Linked DNA regions of Homo sapiens: all the other regions are linked to region 2. A link is an interaction called in ENCODE POLR2A ChIA-PET data of the cell type or tissue named here. Cell type or tissue: HepG2. All regions are shown on one strand. Links, peaks and the distances in the headings refer to the core of each region. The heading gives the core; the rest is flanking DNA.

What was found. ChIA-PET counts read pairs that join two places held together with the same protein. Peaks named below come from ENCODE experiments on the same cell type or tissue, not always from the same donor. Only the 100,000 strongest peaks of a DNase experiment are listed, where the experiment ranks them.
Region 1: POLR2A ChIA-PET joins it to region 2 with 6 read pairs; 4 of 35 experiments call an interaction of 5 or more read pairs at or near these places.
Region 3: POLR2A ChIA-PET joins it to region 2 with 6 read pairs; 11 of 35 experiments call an interaction of 5 or more read pairs at or near these places.

What each region holds. Positions count from the first base shown.
Region 1 is chr10:74,168,825-74,174,228 of GRCh38, forward strand. The region is part of intron 1 of ADK (adenosine kinase); the gene reads left to right. Among named protein-coding and RNA genes, the nearest start is that of ADK, 20 kb to the left of the region's middle. In HepG2, for the core only: no CTCF peak of the experiment used is centred there; no DNase peak of the experiment used is centred there.
Region 2 is chr10:75,182,500-75,191,258 of GRCh38, forward strand. No RefSeq gene overlaps it. Among named protein-coding and RNA genes, the nearest start is that of VDAC2, 24 kb to the right of the region's middle. In HepG2, for the core only: a CTCF peak has its summit at 5,582 (motif pointing right); DNase peaks (open chromatin) are centred at 4,362 and 5,602.
Region 3 is chr10:75,128,131-75,136,889 of GRCh38, forward strand. All of the region lies in intron 1 of SAMD8 (sterile alpha motif domain containing 8), which reads left to right. Among named protein-coding and RNA genes, the nearest start is that of SAMD8, 21 kb to the left of the region's middle. In HepG2, for the core only: no CTCF peak of the experiment used is centred there; no DNase peak of the experiment used is centred there.

The sequences.
Region 1 (5,404 bases), core at 1-5,000, 1.0 Mb before region 2:
CTGGTCTCAAACTCCTGACCTCGTGATCCTCCCGCCTTGTCCTTCCAAACTGCTGTGATTACAGACGTGAGCCACCGTGCCTTGCCAAAATAAGGAAAATCTTTTAGATAGAAAATATAGGACCGGTGTGGTGGCTCATGCCTGTAATCCCAGCACTTTGGGAGGCTGAGGCAGGTGGATCCCTTGAGCTCAGGAGTTTGATACCAGCCTGGGCAACATCGTGAGACCACATCTCTACCAAAAAATTAGCTGGGCATGGTGGCGTGCATATGTGGTCCCAGCCGCTCAGGAAGCTGGGGTGGGAGGATTGCTCGAGCCTGGGAGGCGGAAGTTGCAGTGAACCAAGATTGTGCCAGTACACTTCAGCCTGCGTGACAGTGGGACCCTGTCTTAAAAAAAAAGGAAAAAGAAAATATATTTCATAAGGTTAGCAACAAGCTTTTGAGAAGGGCTATTCTTTATTTCTGTGATGTACTTTCTATATTTTTGTATTAAAATCCCTTTTCTGTTGTGAAATGATAGTGATATTCACTTCTATAGTTTAAAAATATGTTCTGTGCAGCATAAATAATTGATAAGCAGTGTTATCTTGTACTTTCAGATTGGAGTTGCCTTTGAGAGTCAAAGATTTGTAGCTCACAGAAAATAAAGAAGTACTGTGTGGGTGTGCCTGGGAGGGAGTTTTGCTAAGAATTCTTACTAAATAAAGTTCAATCAGTCAAATGTTATTGTACTCTTCAAATTCTCCAGGGAAATAAATTGCCAGCTTCCATTTAAAGATTGTATTTTGTTTGAATATGTGATGTTAAAGTGAAATGTGACATATAAGAATCTAAAGATGATTATTAAAAGCAAACAACATAATAGCATTCTTACAATGTCTTTTGCAGGAGAGAATTAATAGATTTAGCAGTGTTTCTTTGAATAAACTTGTCCATAATGAAAGCTAACTAAAATTGCATTAAAATTTATCAACTCCTTTAAAAAAATTCAATATGTTTTGAGATACAAGTATGCACAAGTATTTTCTTTCATTGTCTAATAAGAACTTAAAGGAACCTGAGATGTCACCTATAACAAACTCCTTTGTGTTTCAGAAAAGGAAACTGATGGTCAAAGAGGTAATGATTTGTCAAAAGTAATAAAGTTATTGGTAAGTCCAGGATTCGAATCCCTTCTCATTCCCAGGCCCCTGACCTTTACATGGCTGCACACTATTTTAGGGAGACAAGTTTTAAGAAGTTTCTCTTTTTGGATATGATATAGATTCTTTAAATAATATTATTTTACTGATTTTTGAATTCATATTAAATGAGGGTTTGTATTTTTAAGTAACATGCAGGGAAAACATTCCACATTCATGTTATGACAGCTGGGCTCGTCAAGGCTTTGCAAAGCTCTAAAAGTAGGATACACACTTTTAACTTTTGTCAAGTTGTGATTTAAAATTAATCAAAAAAATCATGAGGACACCTTATTTTTGTTATTCCTGTCTTAAAGAATCTTTATACATGAAAAAATGAAACATTTATAAAATTAGCCCAATTTGTCTAAAAATAAGGGTAGTTTTGACGGTTGTGAATTTCTTTTTTTAAAAAAACTCAGGAACAAGGTTATGATTTTAAAAATGCAAGTTTTCAAAAAGGGCAGGAGTAAGTTTTGTATTTTTAAGCCATTTAAAAAAGATAGTAAGGCCGGGCACGGTGGCTCACGCCTGTAATCCTAGCACTTTGGGAGGCCGAGGCAGGCGGATCACGAGGTCAGGAGATCGAGACCATCCTGGCTAACACGGTGAAACCCTGTCTCTACTAAAAATACAAAAAAAATTTGCCGGGCGTGGTGGCGGGCACCTGTAGTCCCAGCTACTCGGGAGGCTGAGGCAGGAGAATGGCGTGAATCTGGGAGGCTGAGCCTGCAGTGAGCCGAGATCGCGCCACTGCACTCCAGCCTGGGCGACAGAGCAAGACTCCATCTCAAAAAAAAAAAAAAAAGAAAAAAGATAGTTGATATTTAATAATAATTATAAAAATTATAACTATAAAACCAGTATTAGAAAATTAATGATGGATGAATGTAAATAAAGTAAAATTATGCATAATCCTACTTTCCAGAGATAACTAATAACATTTAGGTGTATTTCTTTCCAATCATTTTTTTCTATGCATATATGGTGTGTATTTTTTTAAACACAGTCAAGTTCATACTCTACTTCCTTTTGTTTTGCTTTTTTCATTTAACATTATATCATGAGCATTTTCTTATGTCCCTAAAAAGTCTGTGGAAACATTTTATAATAGTTCCATAACATTCTGTAATTATTTAACTATTACCCTATTTCTGGTTATTTGGGATATAATAAATTTTTGCTATTGTTAATAAGGCTGAAATGAATAACTGGGTATACAAATCTTTATACACATTTGTCTCTCTTTTAATGATAGTTGCCTAAAAGTTGGAATTACTGACACATATTGCCAAAATTCTTTATAGTAGAAATGTACTAATTTATACTCCCATTAATTTTATATGAGAGTGCTTGTTTTATCGCACCCTTAACAAACTGGTTGTGTTTGAAGAGAACTTTGCTATTATTTTGGGGCTTGAAGCATTTGTTGAAGAGATTAGTGGATGGGTCCACATTTTTGGTATGCTATTTGGAGGCACTTAGCTATTTTGGGTTATGTATCTGATTGCTTTTATAGGGCCAGACCACAAGATTAGATAAAGTATATGGAATATTTACATATCAGTCTTACGAAGAGCAAACTATTCAGACCCACTTATCTTGATTCAGCTATTCTAATTGTAAAAAGACTACTGAAGGTTAAAAATTTCAGTTGACTATTTTCTCCTAAAGTAGGATAAGCTAGGCTTTTAGGAAAAAAATAGGGTTGAAATAAATTGTTTAGAAAATTGATCAAAAGTAGTAGTTACTCAGTACTCTCTCTCTCAGCGCTCACTCTCTTTCTGTCTCTCTCTGTCTCTCTGTGTGTGTGTGTGTGTGTGTGTGTGTGTGTGTATTTAGAAAAAGAGTAGAATGGAAAGATTAGAAATAGAGCATGAAAGGCTGGGGAAGGGAAGTTGCTGTGAATAACAGAACTTCTGCCTTTACCTGGGAAAATATATCTTTACTTTTGTCGCTACATTATTGACTCTGAAAGATCACATGAGTCCTCTTTCTTGAAATAATATTTTTGTGTTTGTAACTGCTGACACGACTGGTACTTAAATTTTGAGAGAATAAACTTTTTGAAAATTTTTTTGACCATTAATAAAAAACTTTTTTTTCATTTCCTACAGTACATGGATTTTCTTTTTTTTTTTTTTTTTTTAAGACAGGGTCTTGTTCTATCTCTCAGGCTAGATTGCAGCGGCGCAAACACAGCTTGCTGTAGCCTTGAACTCTTGGGCTCAAGCCATCCTTCCATCTGAGCCTCCCAGGTAGCTCGGACTACAGGTGTGTGGTCTCCCTATGTTGCCCAAGCTGGTTTTGAACCCCTAGGCTCAAGTGGTCTTCCTGCCTTGGTCTCCCTCAGTGCTGGGATTACAGGTGTGAGCCATTGCACCTGGCTAGACAGCTGATTGGCTGGGCGCGGTGGCTCACCTGTAATCCCAGCATTTTGGGAGGCCGAGGTGGGCGGATCACCTGAGGTTGGGAGTTTGAGACCAGCCTGACCAACATGGAGAAACCCCATCTCTTATTAAAAATACAAAATCAGCCGGGTATGGTGGCACATGCCTATAATCCCAGCTGCTAGGGAGGTTGAGGCAGGAGAATTACTTGAACCTGGGAGGCAGAGGTTGCAGTGAGCCGAGATCGCGCCATTGCACCCCAGCCTGGGCAACAAGAGTGAAACTCCATCTCAAAAAAAAAAAAAAAAAAAAAGCGGATCACGAGGTCAGGATATCAAGACCATCCTGGCCAACATGGTGAAACCCCATCTCTACTAAAATACAAAAAATTTGCCAGGCCTGGTGGCGCACGCCTAGGGGATTGCTTGAACCCGGGAGGCAGAGGTTGCAGTGAGCCAAGAGTGCACCACTGCCCTCCAGCTTGGTGACAGAGTGGGACTCCATGTCAAAAAAAAAAAAAAAACGGTTAGATGCAAATATCAAAAATGAGTTAAAAAATATCTTTGGTGTGGCTTCAATTTTATTAACTATTTTAATATTGCAGACCCATATCTTCCCTTAATTATACTGAATTTAGTATATTTGTTAAAAAATAAAGTTTTAAGACTACCTGTTTTGGTATCAAAATTAGTTTTTTTTTTTTCTTTTTTTTTGAGATGGAGTCTTGCTCTGTCACCTAGGCTGGAGTGCAGTGGCATGATCTCTGCTCACTGCAAGCTCCACCTTGGGTTCACACCATTCTCCTGCCTCAGCCTCCCAAGTGGCTGGGACTACAGGCACCCGCCACCACGCCCGGCTAATTTTTTTTTTAATTTTTAGTAGAGATGGGGTTTCACTGTGTTAGCCAGGATGGTCTCGATCTCCTGACCTCGTGATCCACCCGCCTTGGCCTCCCAAAGTGCTGGGATTACAGGTGTGAGCCACTGCGCCCGGCTAGGTTTTTTCAAATTGAAAATTTTTTTTCTTTTTCTTTCTTTTTTTTTTTCTTTTGAGATGGAGTCTTGCTCTTGTTGCCCAGGCTGGAGTGCAGTGGAGCAATCTCAGCTCACTGCAACCTCTGCCTCCCAGGTTCAAGTGATTCTCCTGCCTCAGCCTCCCAAGTAGCTGGGACTATAGGTGTGTGCCACCGCGCCCAACTAATTCTTGTATTTTTAGTAAAGATGGGGTTTCACCATATTGGCCAGGCTGGTCTCGAACTCCTGACCTTGTGGTCCTCCTGCCTCAGCCTCCCAAAGTGCTGGGATTACAGGCGTGAGCCACTGTGCCTGGCTTTAATTTGAAAATTTTAATGTTACAAATCAAAGGTAGGTGTTACCAAAGTATGTTAAGCATGAGCAAAAGTGCATTTGATTGTTCAGAGGGCCAAGTTCATGTTAGCTTTGGGATCATGCCTCCAGAGATGTAAGTTTAACTATTATGATAATAACAAAGTAATAATTATGCCATGTGCCAAGGATTCTATTAGACTCTTTACTATAGTTAATTAAATTTTAATCTTCACAGTGCCCTGAACAGCATATAATGGGTAAACCGAGGGACAGACAGTTTAAGAACCAGTTTAAAGGCTGGGTGTGGTGGCTCATGCCTGTATTCCCAGCATTTTGGGAGGCTGAGGTGGGCGGATCACTTGAGGTCAGGAGTTCAAGCCCAGCCTGGCCAACACGGTGAAACCTTGTCTCTACTAAAAACACGAAAAAAAAATTAGCTAGGCATGGTGGTGCGTGCCTTTAGTCCCAGCTACTCGGGAGGCTGAGGTGGGAGAATTGCTTGA
Region 2 (8,759 bases), core at 1,736-6,735:
CAAGCAAATGATTGAGCTCTGCAACTTTAAATCTGTGGAACTTAGTCCAGAACTGTGGAGTAGTTAGAATGCTAAGCATTGTCACAGGTACAGGACCGTATCAGCTTGATCCGCAACTGAACTTGTCTTCTTGATCACTGCTAATATGTAGCCTCTGTAGCGCTGGCCCAGCTAGTCTTTTTGAGAACTCTGGGAAAAAAATAGTCCAGAAGAGACCTCAAGGAGCTTGGTGGAGTAGAAAATGCACTGGGTTTAGGCTCTGATGACCTGGGTATGAGTTGTGTTTCTGACACTGATTAAGTTTTTCTTCAAACCTCCACTTAACCTTATTTAAGTGGAAAAAAGTGCCTACCACATAGGTTGTATTAAGGGCCAATTTATGAAAGTACTGTAGCCTTGCTCACGGAGATGTTAAGATGAGGGTGCTGAGTTAAGAGAGTGCCTCAGAGGAGCTCAGTTGCCACCTTCAGCTGGAACTTTGAAGATGCACAAATGATAGTTTTAAGGCTTCTGGTAGAGTAGCATGACATTTAAATGCCGTATATTCTCAGTTCACGGGGCTCCCATGAGAGCCAGAAATACAGAACCACCAAGACCTGCTCATATTCCAGCTTTAGGAGCCCTGGGTCACATTATGAAGTGAATGTCTGTACCTGATGGGTTTTTTTGTTTTTGTTTTGTTTTGAGACGGAGTTTTGCTTTTGTTGCCCAGGCTGGAGTGCAGTGGCATGATCTCGGTTCACCGCAGTCTCCACCTCCCAGGTTCAAGCGATTCTTCCGCCTCAGCCTCCCAAGTAGCTGGGATTACAGGCATGCGCCACCACACCCAGCTAATTTTGTATTTTTGGTAGAGATGGGGTTTCTCCACGTTGGTCAGGCGGGTCTCAAACTCCCAACCTCAGGTGATCTGCCTGCCTCAGCCTCCCAAAGTGTTAGGATTACAGGCATGAGCCACTGCGCCCAGCCTACAAACATATTTTTTTAATTTTAAAGGTTTACATTATTTTACTCCAATTGTAGCATATACATATATATGTACATATACATGTGGTTTCATACCTTGCTTATTTCACTTAACATGTTCCAGTGCCTTCCAGCCAAGGATGAAGGACACACCTTAGTTGAATAAGTTGGGTTTATTGTTTGTTATAATGGAGAATACACACCATGGGGAGTTGTGGGGCGTCTCAGTGGGAAGGTGTTGGAAAGGATAGGATGTGGGCTTGAGTTATGCAGCTTCTGGGGAAGGTTTAACTGAAGTGGGAATCTGTTCTGATTAGATGGGGGTATTTCTATTATTGAATATCTTAATATATCTTAACAAGGCAGGAGGAGCTGGGTGTGGTGGCTCACGCCTGTAATCCCAGCACTTTAGGAGGCTGAGGTGGGCGGATCATGAGGTCAGGAGATCGAGACCAGCCTGGCCAACATGGTGAAACCCCGTCTCTACTAAAAATACAAAAATTAGCTGGGCGTGGTGGTGCACACCTATAGACCCAGCTACTCGGGAGGCTGAGGCAGGAGAATTGCTTAATCCACACCATTGCCAAAGCAATATATTACAGAATTTTTTTATGTTTGCCAATTTTATAGATTTTATTTTATTTATTTAGTTTTTTGAGACAGAGTTTCGCTCTTGTTGCCCAGGCTGGATGCAATGGTGCTGTCTCAGCTCACTGCAACCTCTGCCTCACGGGTTAAAGTGATTTTCCTGCTTCAGCCTCCCAAGTAGCTGAGATTATAGGCACCTGCCACCATGCCCTGCTAATTTTTGTATTTTTAGTAGAGACAGGGTTTCACTGTGCTGGCCAGGCTGGTCTCAAACTCCTGACCTCAGGTGATCCACCCGCCTCAGCCTCCCAAAGTGCTGGGATTACAGGCGTGAGCTACTGCGCCTGGCCTAAATTTATAGATTTTAAAATGATATCTTAATTCCCTAGCTACAAAAGTAATCTTCAAAAGTGTTTCTTCTTTTTTTTTTTTTTCTGAGACGGAGTCTTGCTCTGTCGCCCAGGCTGGAGTGCAGTGGCGCGATCTTGGCTCACTGCAACCTCCGCCTCCCGGGTTCACGCCATTCTCCTGCCTCAGCCTCCCAAGCAGCTGGGACCACAGGCGCCCGCCACCACGCCCGGCTAATTTTTTGTATTTTTAGTAGAGATGGTTTTCACCGTGCTAGCTAGGATGGTCTCGATCTCCTGACGTCGTGACCCGCCCGCCTTGGCCTCCCAAAGTGTTGGGATTTCAGGCGTGAGCCACCGTGCCCGGCCCAAAAGTGTTTTTAAGATACAGGGCGCGGTGGCTCACGCCTGTAATCCTAGCACTTTGGGAGGCGGGCGGATTGCCTGAGCTCAGGAGTTTGAGACCAGCCTGAGCAACACGGTGAAACCCCGTCGCTACTAAAATAAAAAAATTAGCTGGGGTGGCAGCGTGCGCCTGTAGTCCCAGCTACTCGGGAGGCTGAGGCAGGAGAATTGCTTGAACCCGGGAGGTGGAGGTTGCAGTGAGCCGAGATCGCGCCACTGTACTCCAGCCTGGGTGACAGAGCGAGACTCCGTCTCAAAAAAAAAAAAAAAAAGTGTTTTTAAAATAGTAAAATGATAAGGAAATTGGTGGAGTGGTGACAACTTGGTATACAAAACTTTCTAGAAGACTAAACTGCCAACTATGACTTATTAAAGACCATATGACTGTAAGATGTTGAGGGGGAAAAGAAATGATTTTCCAATTATACTTTTTAATCTTTTTTTGTGTGTGTGGAGATGGGGGTCTCACTATGTTGGCCATGCTGATCTTGAACTCTTGGCCTCAAGCGATCCTCCCACCTTGGCCTTCCAAAATGCTAGGATTATAGGCATAAGCCACTGTGCCCAGCCAGGAAGATGATTTAGCAGATTGAGGAGTGTTTCTCCTGTTTAATTTTTAACATAGTCTTTACATTGGCCATCTCTTGTCATTCAAAAGTAGCATTTTTTTCTGATCATTGTCTTCCTTGAGCACCTGTAGGAGGCTAAGTCCTGTCTGGCCCAAGGGAAAGGCCAGAGGACTCAGTTGCTCTCTGTTTTAAAGTTCTGTAAAGAGTCATGTTGATACTGGTCTGCCTGCAGTAGCTATTTTTGGCCCTACCATCACCTGGAAGACCTTCCAAAGACCCAGCTTTACCTGTGGAGGGCTTCATTATAGATGTGTGAGATCTGAGCTATGGAAGATGTTTTGAAAGAATATTTATTAAACATTTATTGGGTACCTATTCTATGCCAGGCACTGTTTAAGTGCTAGTGGTTCAGTGGTAAACAAAACAAAGCCCCGGCCTTCAGGAATCTTACTTTCTAGACAATAAACACATATATGAGAGAGAGAGAAAAAAAAGCATTCCTGGCAGTTGTCAACTAGTAATTGACCTGGGTACAGTGGCATTCTCCTACTGAACATAAGCAATTCTATAGAATATCATCATCAGATGAGGACCCTGCCTGGCTGTAATGGATCCTCTTCACTTGTAATCATGCCTGAACAGCAATAAAGACACTGTGCAGCCATAAAAATAGCCATACACGCCGCTCCTGATTAACATGGGCAACTATTACTTTGTTCCTTCATAAGAATTAAGATTCCGAATTGCCCCAGGTTTCTGAAAGCACTCAATCCAGAGCAGCACCCTACTTGGTTGCTTTCCTAAACCTTCCTTAAGAACACCTAACACAAGCCCAAATCCTGTACCAGCCCCACCTAACACTCTCTTACTGAGATTCCCCTCCCTTCTCCAGGTGTTTAGTCTTTCTCGCTGCAGGAAGTTTAATTAAAAACCTACCTTTGGCTGGGTGCAGTGGCTCACACCTATAATCCCAGCACTTTGGGAGGCCGAGGTGGGTGGATCATTTGAGGTCAGGAGTTCAAAACCATCCTTGCCAACGTGGTGAAACCCCGACTCTTACTAAGAATACAAAAATTAGTCGAGCATGATAGTGCACACCTGTAATCCTAGCTACTTGGGAGGCTGAGGCAAGAGAATCACTTGAACCTGAGAGACAGGTTGCAGTGAGCCAAGATCATGCACTCCACTCCAGCCTGGAGGACAGAGTGAAAGTCTGTCTCAAAAAAAAAAACAAAAACAAAACCTAACTTAGCTTTACTAAGGTGTGCTCCTGGTGATATTTAGCTAGCAGAAATTGCCTTCAGGCAGCCCAAACAGCTATGACAAAAAAAAAAAAAAAAGAGAACAGCTAAAAGGATAGAGTGATAGGGAATGCTCACTACTGAGATAGCACTAACGGAAGTCCTTCTGCAGAGGTGGCATTCGAGCAGAGGCCCTGGATGAAGTGAGGGGCCATGTGGGGCAGAGGGAATAGCAATTGCACAAGCCTCTGGAGCAGACTTGGCATGTTCTACAAACAAAAAAGAGTTTGGTTTAAGAGTAAACAAGTGGAAGAGTCATTGAAAGTGGGTCGGGCGCAGTGGCTCATGCCTGTAATCCCAGTACTTTGGGAGGCTGAGGCGGGTGGATCACTTGAGGTCAGGAGTTCGTGACCAGCCTGGCCAAAATGGTGAAACCCTGTCTCTACTAAAAATACAAAAATTAGCCAAGTGTGGTGGCAGGCACCTGTAGTCCCAGCTACTTAGGAGGCTGAGGCAGGAGAATCGCTTGAACCTGGGAGGCAGAGGTTGCAGTGAGCCGAGATCGTGCCACTGCACTCCAACCTGGGCGACACAGCAAAAACTCCATCTCAAAAAAAAAAAAAAAAGTGACTGAACATGAACTTAGAGAAGTAGCTAGGCTCTAGTCTTACAATCCTTGAAGGTCCTGGTGAAAATTTAAGTTTTGCTTCAAGTGACATGGGAAGCCATTGGCGGATTTGGGTTTTGTGCAGGGGAGTGACTCACATCCCCACCTCACATCTCCATTGTAGCTGGAGTGACATGTGTAGGCCAAGGCAGAGAAGGCCTCCCCCACCCAGCTCTTTCTGCGTAGGCCAGTTTGCCTGGCCCTGGACCTTGAAGGTTTCATCAAATGCTTCTGGGTGCTTTATTAGGAGCATGGAAGAATTGAAGGATGCTCAAGGAGACGAAAGCTGCAGCAGAGCCAAAGGAAAATACAGCGTGATCTCAGAAGTGCTGCAGTGGGACGAGGCAGCCCTGGATAGAATGGCAAGCAGGATTTTTTTTTTTTTTTTTTTTTTTTTGAGCTCTGTCACCCAGGCTGGAGTGCAGTGGCGCAATCTCGGCTCACTGCAAACTCCGCCTCCCGGGTTCAAACAATTCTTCTGCCTCAGCCTCCCGAGTAGCTGGGACTACAGGCGCCTGCCACCACGCCTGGCTAATTTTTTGTATTTTTAGTAGAGACGGGGTTTCACCGTGTTAGCCAGGATGGCCTCAATCTCCTGACCTCATGATCCGCCCGCCTCGGCCTCCCAAAGTGCTCAGATTACAGGCGTGAGCCACCGCGCCCGGCCGGAAAGCAGGATTTTTAACTTTTCTTTGCTTAAATTTTTTATTTTTTTAATGCACAGGCTGACAAACTAGAGTTATGAGAACCTTTTTTTGGTTCAGAAGTCAACCTTTGCTGTTGGTTACCAGCAGAGGGTGCCACAAACCTCCAGCAGCCCTTGTGCCTTTGTCACAGGAAGTCACTGGTTTGAACAACATAATAGGTGTGCATCAGAATCACCTAGCTTGTTAAAACACATTGCTAACCCCTACCTTCCGCCTAAGTGGGAGGAATTTTTATTTCTGACAGGTTCCCAGGTGAGGCTGAGGCTCCCAGTCAGACTGGTTCTTCCTCAGGAAGTGATCAGAACCCCCTGAAGAGCCTTTCACCAACACCCACAGCTTGAGGCAGCGTCCCCCAAAGGCATTTCAGAACAGGCTAGAGTGAAGACGCAGGTGTTCCCCAAGCTCCTGGGTTCCCTCCTCCCTCCCCTGGGCTGTTGTGAAAGTACTGAACGCTGTAAATTAGTAATCTCCATACAGATGATCACTGCCAGCATCTTAGCTTTTTATTCCTCCCTCCTATGCTTTCATTTTGGTATCTAATTGTGCATTTTTAGTGTATAGAAATAGAAGGGTTTTTTTGTTAGTTTGTTTGTTTTGGACAAAGTCTTACTCTGTCACCCAGGCTGGAGTGCAGGGGCGTGATCTTGGCTCGCTGCAACCTCTGCCTCCTGGGTTCAAGTGATTCTTGTGCCTCAGCCTCCCAAGTAACTGGGACTACAGGCGTGCGCCACCACACCTGGCTGAATTTTTGTATTTTTAGTAGAGATGTGGTTTCACCACGGTGGCCAAGGCCGGTCTCGAATTTCTGACCTCAAGTGATCCACCTGCCTTAGCCTCCCAAAATGCTAGTACTACAGGCATGAGCCACCGTGCCCGGCTAGAAATACAATTGATTTTTAATTGCTGGCCTTTTAACCTGTGACAGTGCCAAAGTCATGTTCTAGGAGTTCTTTTGTAGATTTGTTAGTGTGTTTACATAGTCATAGACAATCACATCATTTCTGAATAGGAACAGTTTTATCCTTCCCCCTATTCCATCTTGAACTCTGGTTTCTCTGGTGGCCAGAACTAGATCTGCCGACCACATTCTGTCATGATATTTAGGGGCAGATAACACACTAGTTCACAAAGCAACTTGACAGTATTCTGAATCCTAGCAAAGACCACTAAGGACAATGAGGGGGAAAACATCTGAAATGATCAGGCCACTGTCCATGAAATGAGGGAGACCTAGCCTTGATGAAATAGTTTGTTCTCATTGGCCAGAGCTAGCGAGTGGAACCCCTACCTGCCCACAGTGGGGAAGTGCCTAGCCCTGAGCCTCACCTTGAGCACAGTCCTGCTTCTCTGAGCCAGAGTTCCTGAATGGGTCCAGTATCTGAGCTGTGGCATCCGAGGGGACTCTGAGGCAAAGCCTTGGGTGGAACAGGGCTTGGCAGAGGTGGAGGTGGCCCTCAGCCCACTTGATAGGTCAGTGGGAATCGGGAGCTGCTCTCTCGGAGTGCTTCAAAAGGAAGGCAGGAGACGGGGCTTCTGATCTAGGCAGCAGGGAGAGTGAATTTGCCCTTTCCTGGACAGTAGTGAAATGGGGGCAGATGGCGTCTGGCGAGGGGGTGGCAGTGTAATGTGTTTGCGCCCTCTCCCCCATACGCTGCTGGGCGTCTTCACAGAGAGGCACAGGGAGCATCGCCTCCCTTGGCCCAACCTTTGCCAAACCCCCATCCTGTGGACTGGCTTCCCGGGTCAGCTCACCAAGCAGCTCCTGTTTACACAGCTTCATCCACCCTCTGCTGCTAAACCTAAAGGTAGCCATTGTCTTCTCAAGGCAAATATCAGCAAGCCTTTGGCCTCCACTCTGGACTCAACCCCTCACCCTCTGCAATCCTTCCTATTAAGAAAGCCATCTAAAGTAGAAATGGCTGCTAATCTCAACTGCCACACTCTAATGGGGCTTGGCTTTCAAGGGGAAGACCTGGGTTCTGTCTCTTAGTCATGATGTAATGGGACTGTGTATGAGGTCAGGCAAGTCACCAAACTGCACTGTCTCAATTTCCTCCTTTGATATAACGCATGATAATATTTGGAAGGCAGATAGCATAGTGGTTTAAGGACACAGACTCAGAAGCCAAGTGCCTGGATTCAAATCTTGGCTCCCCCACTTACTAGCTGAGTAACCTTGGGCAATCACGTAACCTCGCTTTCTCTCCGTTTTGAGGTGATTATAGTACTTACCTTCATAGGGTTATTCTGAGGATAAAATGCAAAGGATGTAAAGTGTTAAATATTATTATTATAAATGTTAAACATTGCTATTATTAGCATATTTTAAGGATATTATAAGGACCTACTGAGTTCATATTATAGAAGTACTTTGAGGCCAGGCGTGGTGGCTCACGCCTGTAATCCCAGAACTTTGGGAGTCCGAGGCGGGCAGATCACCTGAGGTCAGGAGTTTGAGACCAGCCTGACCAATATGATGAAATCCCATCTCTACTAAAAGTACAAAAATTAAGCTAGGCGCGGTGGCTGACACCTATAATCCCAGCACTCTGGGAGGCCGAGGCAGGTGGATCACCTGAGGTCAGGAGTTCCAGACCGGCCTGGCCAATGTGGTGAAACCCCGTCTCTGTTAAAAATGCAAAAATTAGCTGGGCATGGTGGCAGGCACCTGTAATCCCAGCTACTCGGCAGGCTGAGATAGAATTGTTTGAACCCAGGAGACGGAGGTTGCAGTGAGCCGAGATCATGCCACTGCACTCCAGCCGGGGCAACAGAGCAAGACTCTGTTTCAAAAAATATATACAAAAATACAAAAATTAGCTGGGCGTGGTGGCATGCACCTGTAATCCCAGCTACTCAGGAGGCTGAGACAGGATAATCGCTTGAACCCGGGAGGCAGAGGTCGCAGTGAGCGGAGATCGCACCATTGCACTCCAGCCTGGGCGACAAGAGTGAAACTCTGTCTCAAAACAAACAAACAAAAAAACCCTTCTCTCTTTTTTTTTTTTTTGAGATGGAGTCTCACTCTGTTGCCCAGGCTGGAGTGCAGTGATGCAATCTCGGCTCACTGCAGCCTCCGCCTCCCAGGTTCAAGTGATTCTCCTGCATCAGCCTCCCAAGTAGCTGGGATTACTAATTTTTGTATTTTTAGTAGAGATGGGGTTTCACCATGTTGGCCAGGCTGGTCTCGAACTCCTGACCTCAAGTGATCCGCCTGCCTCAGCCTCCCAAAGTACTGGGATTACAGGCATGAGCCACTGTGCCCGGCCTAA
Region 3 (8,759 bases), core at 1,805-6,804, 54 kb before region 2:
GGCGCGATCTTGGCTCATTGCAACCTCCGCCTCCCAGGTTCAAGCAATTCTCCTACCTCAGCCTCCCGAGTAGCTGGGATTACAGGCACATGCTACCACGTCCAGCTAATTTTTGTATTTTTAGTAGAGACAGCATTTCACCATGTTGGCTAGGCTGGTCTGGAACTCCTGACCTCAAGTGATCCACCTGCCTCGACCTCCAACAGTGCTAGGATTACAGGCGTGAGCCACCGCACCCGCCCTTCTGTTTTTTTAAATTTTAATAAAAACAAGGTCTCCATATGTTGCCCAGGCTGGTCTTGAACTTCTTCGCTGAAGCAGTCCTCCTGAGTTCGCCTCCCAAAGTGTTGGGATTACAGAAATGAGCCACCATACCCAGCTTAGATATTTTTAATAACAGGTGAATTCTGAAATCTACATTGGTGTAAGATTAAAAGAATACATATGGTATTGTTCCATTCATATAAAGTACAAATGCAGGGAAAACTAAACTATATTGTTTATGGATATATGCTTAGGTAGTAAAGCTATAAAGAAAAACAAGGGATTATCATGAAGATAGGTTTGTGGTTACTATGGGTGGTCGGCAGGGGGTGGGGAAGGGAATTATTGATTAGAAGTGGTACACAGTGATACTGGGCTGGTGCCTTGGGGTGATTACAGATTAAAGGAAGTGAATAGTTGCAAGCCTGAGATGAAAAGATTTGCTTTTTTATCCAGCTGTTTGTATTGCATTATTAATACATGCATATAATTGGTTTTAGTGCCTAAATAGCAAAATTTCAGACACATACTGACGAAAATGTATTACTTCTTCTGCAAAAGGGTCTTTTAACAAAAGTTGACACTTTCGTAATATAGAAGCCCTACTTTTCCTCCATACTTCTTTCTGTATTCTGAATCACCTAAAAAAAAACCATCTCAACTGGATCTTTTTTCCAGTGTGCTTTTCTTCTAATTCTAAAGATATTTATTATATCTTCTTTGTACTTCCTCTTCTTCTTCTTATTTTTTTTTTTTTAAAGACTAGGTCTTGTTCTGTTGCCCAGGTGCAGTAATAGCTCACTATAGCCTGGAAGTCCCCAGCTCAAGTGACTCTTTTGGACTTCTGGGTTTTTTTGTTTGTTTTGAGATGGAGTCTTGCTCTGTCACCAGGCTGGAGTGCAGTGGCATGATCTCGGCTCACTGCAACCTCCAACTCCCTGGTTCAAGTGATTCTCCTGCCTCAGTCTCCCAAGTAGCTGGGATTACAGGCATGCACCACCACACCCAGATAATTTTTGTATTTTTAATAGAGACAGTGTTTCACCATGTCGGCCAGGAGGCTCTCATCTCCTGACCTCGTGATCCACCTGCTTCGGCCTCCCAAAGTGCTGGAATTACAGGTGTGAGCCACCGCACCCGGCCTGGACTTCTTTAAAGTTAAAATGATTAGCTAGTTTCATTTGGCATCTTTAGATTTGAATTTGTCATCTACGTAGGAAAAAGAAGTTATATAATCTTAGGGACAGTAGAAAATGGTTTGTTTATATAGCCTTAGATACATAACAAAGCCATTAATGTTTTAAGAAACACCCCAAAGCCATCTGAGTAGCTACATGAATACATATGATTGGAGATTTGTGTTAGGTTTAGCTGTGATCTTAACCCTTGACATCATAGTATAGTGGTTAAGAGTAGAGGAAATAAACAACTAGGTAAATCTAGAATACAGGTTATTCTACAAAGAACTACCCTGAACTTGTCTCCCCCTAAAAAGAAACAAGAGCTAGGGCACTGTTCTAGACTAAAAGACACTAGCAAGATGTGATGACCAAGTGTAATACATGAACCTAAATTGAATCCTGATTTTTGGAGGAAACAGAAATAAAATAAATTTGAGGGGCAATTAGGGGAGATATTATGGTTAATTTTCTTAGGTGTGGTAATGTGTATTGTACTTATTTAGGAAGTTGTCATTATTATTAGAAGATGAATAACAACTGGATGCCGAAATATTTATGGTGAATATCATAATGTCTTTATATTAAACAGTTAAGAAGTGTCTTCAAAATAAGATATGAATGCTTAAAAAAAAACACCTATGATCAGCCAGGCACGGTGACTCACGCCTGTAATCCCAGCACTTTGGTAGGCCGAGGCAGGCAGATCACCTGAGGTCAGGAGTTCGAGACCAGCCTGACCAACATGGAGAAACCCCGTCTCTACTAAAAATACAAAAAAAAATTAGCCGGGCTTGGTGGCACATGCCTGTAATCCCAGCTACTCGGGAGGCTGAGGCAGGAGAATTGCTTGAACCGAGGAGGTGGAGGTTGTGGTGAGCCGAGATCGTACCATTGCACTCCAGCCTGGGCAACAAGAGCGAAACTCCATCTCAAAAACAAAAAAAACACTATGATCATTCTTTAAATCTCTGGTAGGATTTAGTAGCTTTATTTTCAACCCATCCTTTAGCTCCAAGGAAAAGCAGCATGAAGTGATGGAAAGAGTACTGAATTTGTTGTCAAAATTCTTGGAGTTTAATTTCAGCATCAATATTAACTCTCTAGGTGACTTTAAATCATTTAAATTATAATAATTTAAATAATTTGTGTAAAGCAAATCTGGCAAAATGTTTGAATCCCAAATTTGAATCCTGGCTCGGACAATTTCAAGTAGGACCTTGGTCACTTCACTTAACTTTTCTGTGCCTTCATTGTCTCGTGTAAAATGAAGATAATAGTAATGTCTACCTCATAAAAGTGTTGTGAGGATTAAATAGTATTATAAAGATAAAGTGCTCAGAATAGTGCCTGAGCATTCAACAAATGTAGCTGCTGCTGCTGTTATTGTTTTATATTTATTTTATTATCTATTACTTTGAAGAGAGCTTGGAAGACTCAAGAGGTAGAAAATATAAAACAGAAGTCCAGGCAGGCAGAACCCTCAAAACAACTAGGCAAAGATCAAGCAGTTGTTGTTATAATTAGGAAATGAGATCCCACATGAAATCACCCTGCAGGGTCTAACCTGTAGTAGGTATTCATAAATGTTAGTTTCCTTCTGTTATCCCTTTCTTTCCTTCCTCATTTTATAGTATTATTTAATCTGAGGCTTGCAGAGCACTATGTGACCATCCATTCTAATTCTGCTTCTTCTCTGCTTCTGGTTTGTATAACATTGAGTCTTCGAGGTGCCTTTGCACACATCTTATTTCATCTATTACATTTTGATTTGATGTTGGCTTGTTGCCTCTACTAATTACTACATAATACAGTTGAATAAAATATAGTTTAAGCATATACACAGAACTGTCTGAAAAGAAAAATCACGCTCTAGTGTTGACTGAAGATATATAATATTAAGAAAAATTATAGGTTATTTTATATTAAAACATATACTAATTAGAAGCTTAGAATCTGTCTATAATACCAAAATCTAATAGCCAGAAAACAGAATTTTGATTATTAAAAATAACTGATCAAATTTATCTACAATTTATATATTTCTGATAATTAAAGAAATAAGTGAGTCTCCAAAATATGGTAAGAATATTTTTTAAAAATCTATAATAAATCTTTAAATCTCTGTTAGAACTTGATAGCATTATTAACTCATCCTTTAGCTCCAAGGAAAAGCAGCATGAAATGGTGGAAAGAACACTGAATTTGTTGTCGAAATTCTTGGAGTTTAATTTCAACACCAATATTAACTCTCTAGATGACTTTAAATACTCTAAACATCTTGGCATCTCAAGCCTCACTGTGCATTAGAATCACGTGGGGAGCTTTTTAAAAAATGCAGATATAAAATTTCTGTCTCTTCTGAGATTCTGATTCAGTTGTCCTAGGATGAGGCATGGACATTGATACAAATACACTGTAAAATTTCAGACTATTCTAATGTATAGCCAGGGTTGAAAACCTTTGTATATGTAGTTTCCTTGGAAGCCTAGGCAAAGGAGGCATCAAAGAGAATTGGCTTTTTATATCCTACACTGTCTAGGAGAGAGAGAGACTGAAACTGGGAGATGCAAACAACCTTTTCTAGACAGGTACTCTCTGCTCTGTGGCACTGATGTTACGTTAGGTCTCACAGGAAGCTGGATTAGATTTTGCCCAAGACGATCTGTTTTTCTTTGCCCTGATTACTTGCTCTACAAGTAGCGTTCTGATTATTAAATCAGCCTCCTAGACACTTCAGAATTATAAAAGGATGTGCCTGAGATAATGCTTGAGCATTCTTTTTAGACACTTGAGTGTCTAGAATTGGTTCTCTAGTTTATCCATTAGTACCTTGTGAGTTTGCTTTTAGTCTCTCTTGGTTTGACCAACTCTGGGGAACTGACAGGGTCAAGTTTTGATCTCTAAGGGTGAATACCAGATCCTGATTCCTGGTAAATTTACCAAATTAGTGACCCTGTGTTATCTCTTGACATTTGGACATTTTAAATTTATGGATATAAAACTCCCTGAAGCCGTGAAGAATTTGTAATAAAGTATTATAATAAAAATATAAATAAAGAGAAATATGTAATAAAATCTTTCCTGTATACTCTTAAGACTGAAATAGCTGTCCAAAGGCAGATTTTTTTTTTTGCCAGCTATGGTGGCTCACGGCTGTAATCCCAGCACTTTGAGAGGCCAAAGCAGGAGGATCACTTGAGCCCAGGAGTTCAAGACCAGCCTGGGCATCCTAGGGAGACCCTATCTCTACAAAAAATAAGAAAACTAATTGGGCTTGGTGGTACACACCTGTGGTCCCAGCTACTCAGGAAGCTGAGGTGGGAAGATCCCTTGGGCCTGGGAGGTCAAGGCTACAGTGAACCGTGATCACACTACTGCACTCCAGCCTGAGCAACAGAGCAAGAGTCTGTCTCAGTCAATCAATAAAGAAAGAAAAAGGCAGGTTTTTGTTTTGTTTATAATGATCCTGATTGACTGTTGGTGGAAATGTAAATACAGCCATTATGGAAAACACTGTGAAGGTTCCTCAAAAATTAAAATAGAGGCTGGGTGTGGTGACTCACGCCTGTAATCCCAGCACTTTGGGAGGCTGAGGCAGGCAGATTGCTGGAGCTCAGGAGTTCAAGACCAACCTGGGCAGCATGGCAAAACCCCATCTCTACAAAAAAAATACAAAAATTAGCTAGGCGTGGTGGTGCGTGCCTATAGCCCCAGCTACTTGGGAGGCTGAGGTGGGAGAATTGCTTGAGCCTGACAAGCGGTGGTTGCAGTGGGCCAAGACTGCACCACTGCACTCCAGCCTGGATTACACAGTGAGACCCTGTCTCAAAAAATAAAATGAAATAGAACTACCATACGATCCAGCAATCTCTCTATTGGATATATGTCCAAAGGAAATGAAATCAGGATGTTGAAGAGATACTGCACTCTCATGTTTATTGCAGCACTATTCACAATAGCCAAGATAAGGAATCAACCTAAGTGTCCGTCTACAGATAAATAGAGAAAATGTGTGTATGTCTGTGTGCATGCACCATATTCATATTCAGCCACAAAACAGAATGAAGTCCTGTTATTTGCAGCAACATGGATGAATCTGGAGGACATTATATTAAGTGAAATTAGCCAGGCACAGAAAGACAAATACTACATGATCTCACTCATATATGGAATCTAAAAACAAGTTAATCTTGTAGAAGTAGAAAGTAGGATAGTGGTTATCAGAGGCTAGAGAGAAAGGATAGGAGAGGAGGATGGATAGAGGTTGGTCAGCAAGTACAAAATTACAGTTAGCTCCATCCATGTCCCTGCAAAGAACGTGATCTCATTCCTTTTTATGGCTGCATAGTATTCCGTGGTGTATATGTACCACATTTTCTTTATCCAGTCTATCATTGATGGACATTTGGGTTGATTCCATGTCTTTGCTCTTGTGAATAGTGCTGCAGTGAACATACGTGTGCATGCATCTTTATAATAGAATGATTTATATTCCTTTGGGTATATACTCAGTAATGGTATTGCTGGGACAAATGGCATTTAGTGGGAGCTGAACAGTGAGAGCACATGTACACAGGGAGGGGAGCAACACACACTGGGCCTGTCAGTGGGGGGCAGCCGGGAGAGGGAGAACATCAGGATAAATAGCTAATGCGTGCAGGGCTTAATACCTAGGTGATGGGTTGATAGGTGCAGCAAACCACCATGGCACACGTTTACCTGTATAACAAACCTGCATGTCCTGCTCATGTATCCCGGAATTTAAAATAAAATAACAGGCCAGGCGCAGTGGCTCATGCCTGTAATCCCAGCACTTTGAGAGGCCGAGGCCGGCGGATCACCTGAGGTCAGTAGTTAGAGACCAGCCTGGCCAACATGGTAAAACCCCATCTCTACTAAAAATACAAAAATTAGCTGAGCGTGGTGGTGGGCACCTGTAATCCCAGCTACTTGGGAGGCTAAGGCAGGAGAATTGCTTGAATCCAGGAGGTGGAGGCTGCAGTGAGCCAAGATCACGCCACTGCACTCCAGCTTGGGTGGCAGAGTGAGACTTTCCCCCCCCCAAAAAAAAGATTACAGTTAGATGAGAAGCGTAACTGGTTTTCTGTTGTACAGTAGGGTGACTATGACTAATAATAATGTATATTTCAAGGTAGCTAGAAGATTTTGAATGTTATCACCACAAAGAAATGATAGATGTGACTGGTGTGGTGGCTTATGCCTGTAATCTTAACACTTTGGGAGGCCGAGGCAGGAAGATCACTTGGGCCTAGAAGTTTGAGACCAACCTGGGCAACATAGTGAGACCCTGTCTCTACAAAAAAGTAAAAAAAAAATTAGCCAAGCATGATGGCACATGCCTGTAGTCCCCGCTACTCAGGAGGCTGAGGTGGGAGGATCACTTGAGCCCAGGGGTTTGAGGTTTCATTGAGCTATAATTGTGTCATTGCTCTCCAGCCTGGGAAAGAGAACAAGACCCTGTCTCTAGAAAAAAACAAAAAACAAAAAACAAATGATAACTTTAAAATTATATATGTGCTAAGTATCTTTATTTGATCATCATACAGTGTATACATGTATTAACATATTACACTGGGCCAGACGCGATGGCTTATGCCTGTAATCCCAGCACTTTGGGAGGCCGAGGCGGGCTGATCACCTGAGGTCGGGAGTTCAAGACCAGCCTGACCAACATGGAGAAACTCCGTCTCTACTAAAAATACAAATTTAGCTGGGCAGTGGTGGTGCATGCCTGTAATCCCAGCTACTCAGGAGGCTGAGGCAGGAGAATCGCTTGAACCCGGGAGGCAGAGGTTGCGGTGAGCTGAGATCGTGTCACTGCACTCCAGCCTGGGCAACAAGAGCGAAATTCCATCTCAAAAAAAAAAAAAAAATTACACTGTACCCCATAAATGTGTACAATTATGTGTCAATTATAAATAAAGTTGAAATTTTAAAAATGATCTGTGGCTGGCCGCGGTGGCTCATGCCTGTAATCCCAGCACTTTGGGAGGCCGAGGCGGGTGGATCACGAGGTCAGGAGATCGAGACCATCCTGGCTAACATGGTGAAACCCTCTCTCTACTAAAAATACAAAAAAATTAACTGGGCATGGTGGTGGGCGCCTGTAGTCCCAGCTACTTGGGAGGCTGAGGCAGGAGAATGGTGTGAACCTGGGAGGCAGAGCTTGCAGTGAGCTGAGATCGCGCCACTACACTTCAGCCTGGGCGACAGGACAAGACTCCGTCCGTATCAAAAAAAAAAAAATCTTGTTTAGAAGGACATTGGGGAACTGAATGAATTATTATTTTGATTGCTGCTTTTTTTTTGCACATTTATTTAATAAATGTTTATTGAGAACCTACCATGTGCTAATCATATAGGCCTTAGTAATCATCTTGATTACTCTATCTTTCCTAAAAATAAAACAAAAATAACCTAACAAAAACCCACTAAGCTCTTCTGCTGCACTGAGTGCTACTTTTCTTTTCTTTTCTTTTGGTTTTTTTTTGGCTAGATACACTCTCATTTTGCCTTTCCTCCCTTTTCTTTTTCTTTAATTTGTAGTATGGTACTTGTCTGCTTTCATGTTCTTACTACTGTTGAACCTGCTTGGTAGATGAAGTAGCCAGATCAGAGCTTTTGTTTTGTGTAAGTTACTAATAGGTTATTTTACTATTCAAGTCTTTTTCCCCTGTCACTAAGTACTTGGTTGAGAAAAAATAATTGAATAGCTTTTTGAAATAAAACATGTCATTCATTCCAAAGAATGCAAAAGTACATATAGTTAATGAGAAGAGAGCTGAAAAACATATCCTGCTTAGTTTCCCAGGAAGCTAAGGGGAAAAAACATAAACTTACCTTGCCTTACCTAGAATTGGACCAGAATGTGGACCTTATATGAGACAGCTTGAAGCCTTGACCTTTGGGTACTTAGCTTGTTCTGAAATCAACAATTCAGAGGACTAAAGAGCCTTTGGTAATCAGTCAGGGTTCACTTGCAAGAGAGAGAAACTTCTTTGGTCTGGGCTAGGAATGACTTCTACTACAATATTTAAATTGGCCTGTCAGAGGAATGCTACCTTTGCTACAGTCAGAAGGTTGGCATTAGGAGGCCAACATGAAATGCTGAGTTTGAGAATGCGCCATCTCAATACCAAAAAAACCCAGTAAAAACATAGGCAAAAGACTTGAGTAGGTGTTTCTCCAAGCAAAATATACAAAGGTCTAGTAAGCATATGAAAAGATGTTCCACATGGCTAATCATTACTGAAATCAAATCAAAATCACAATGAAATACTACTTTATGTCATA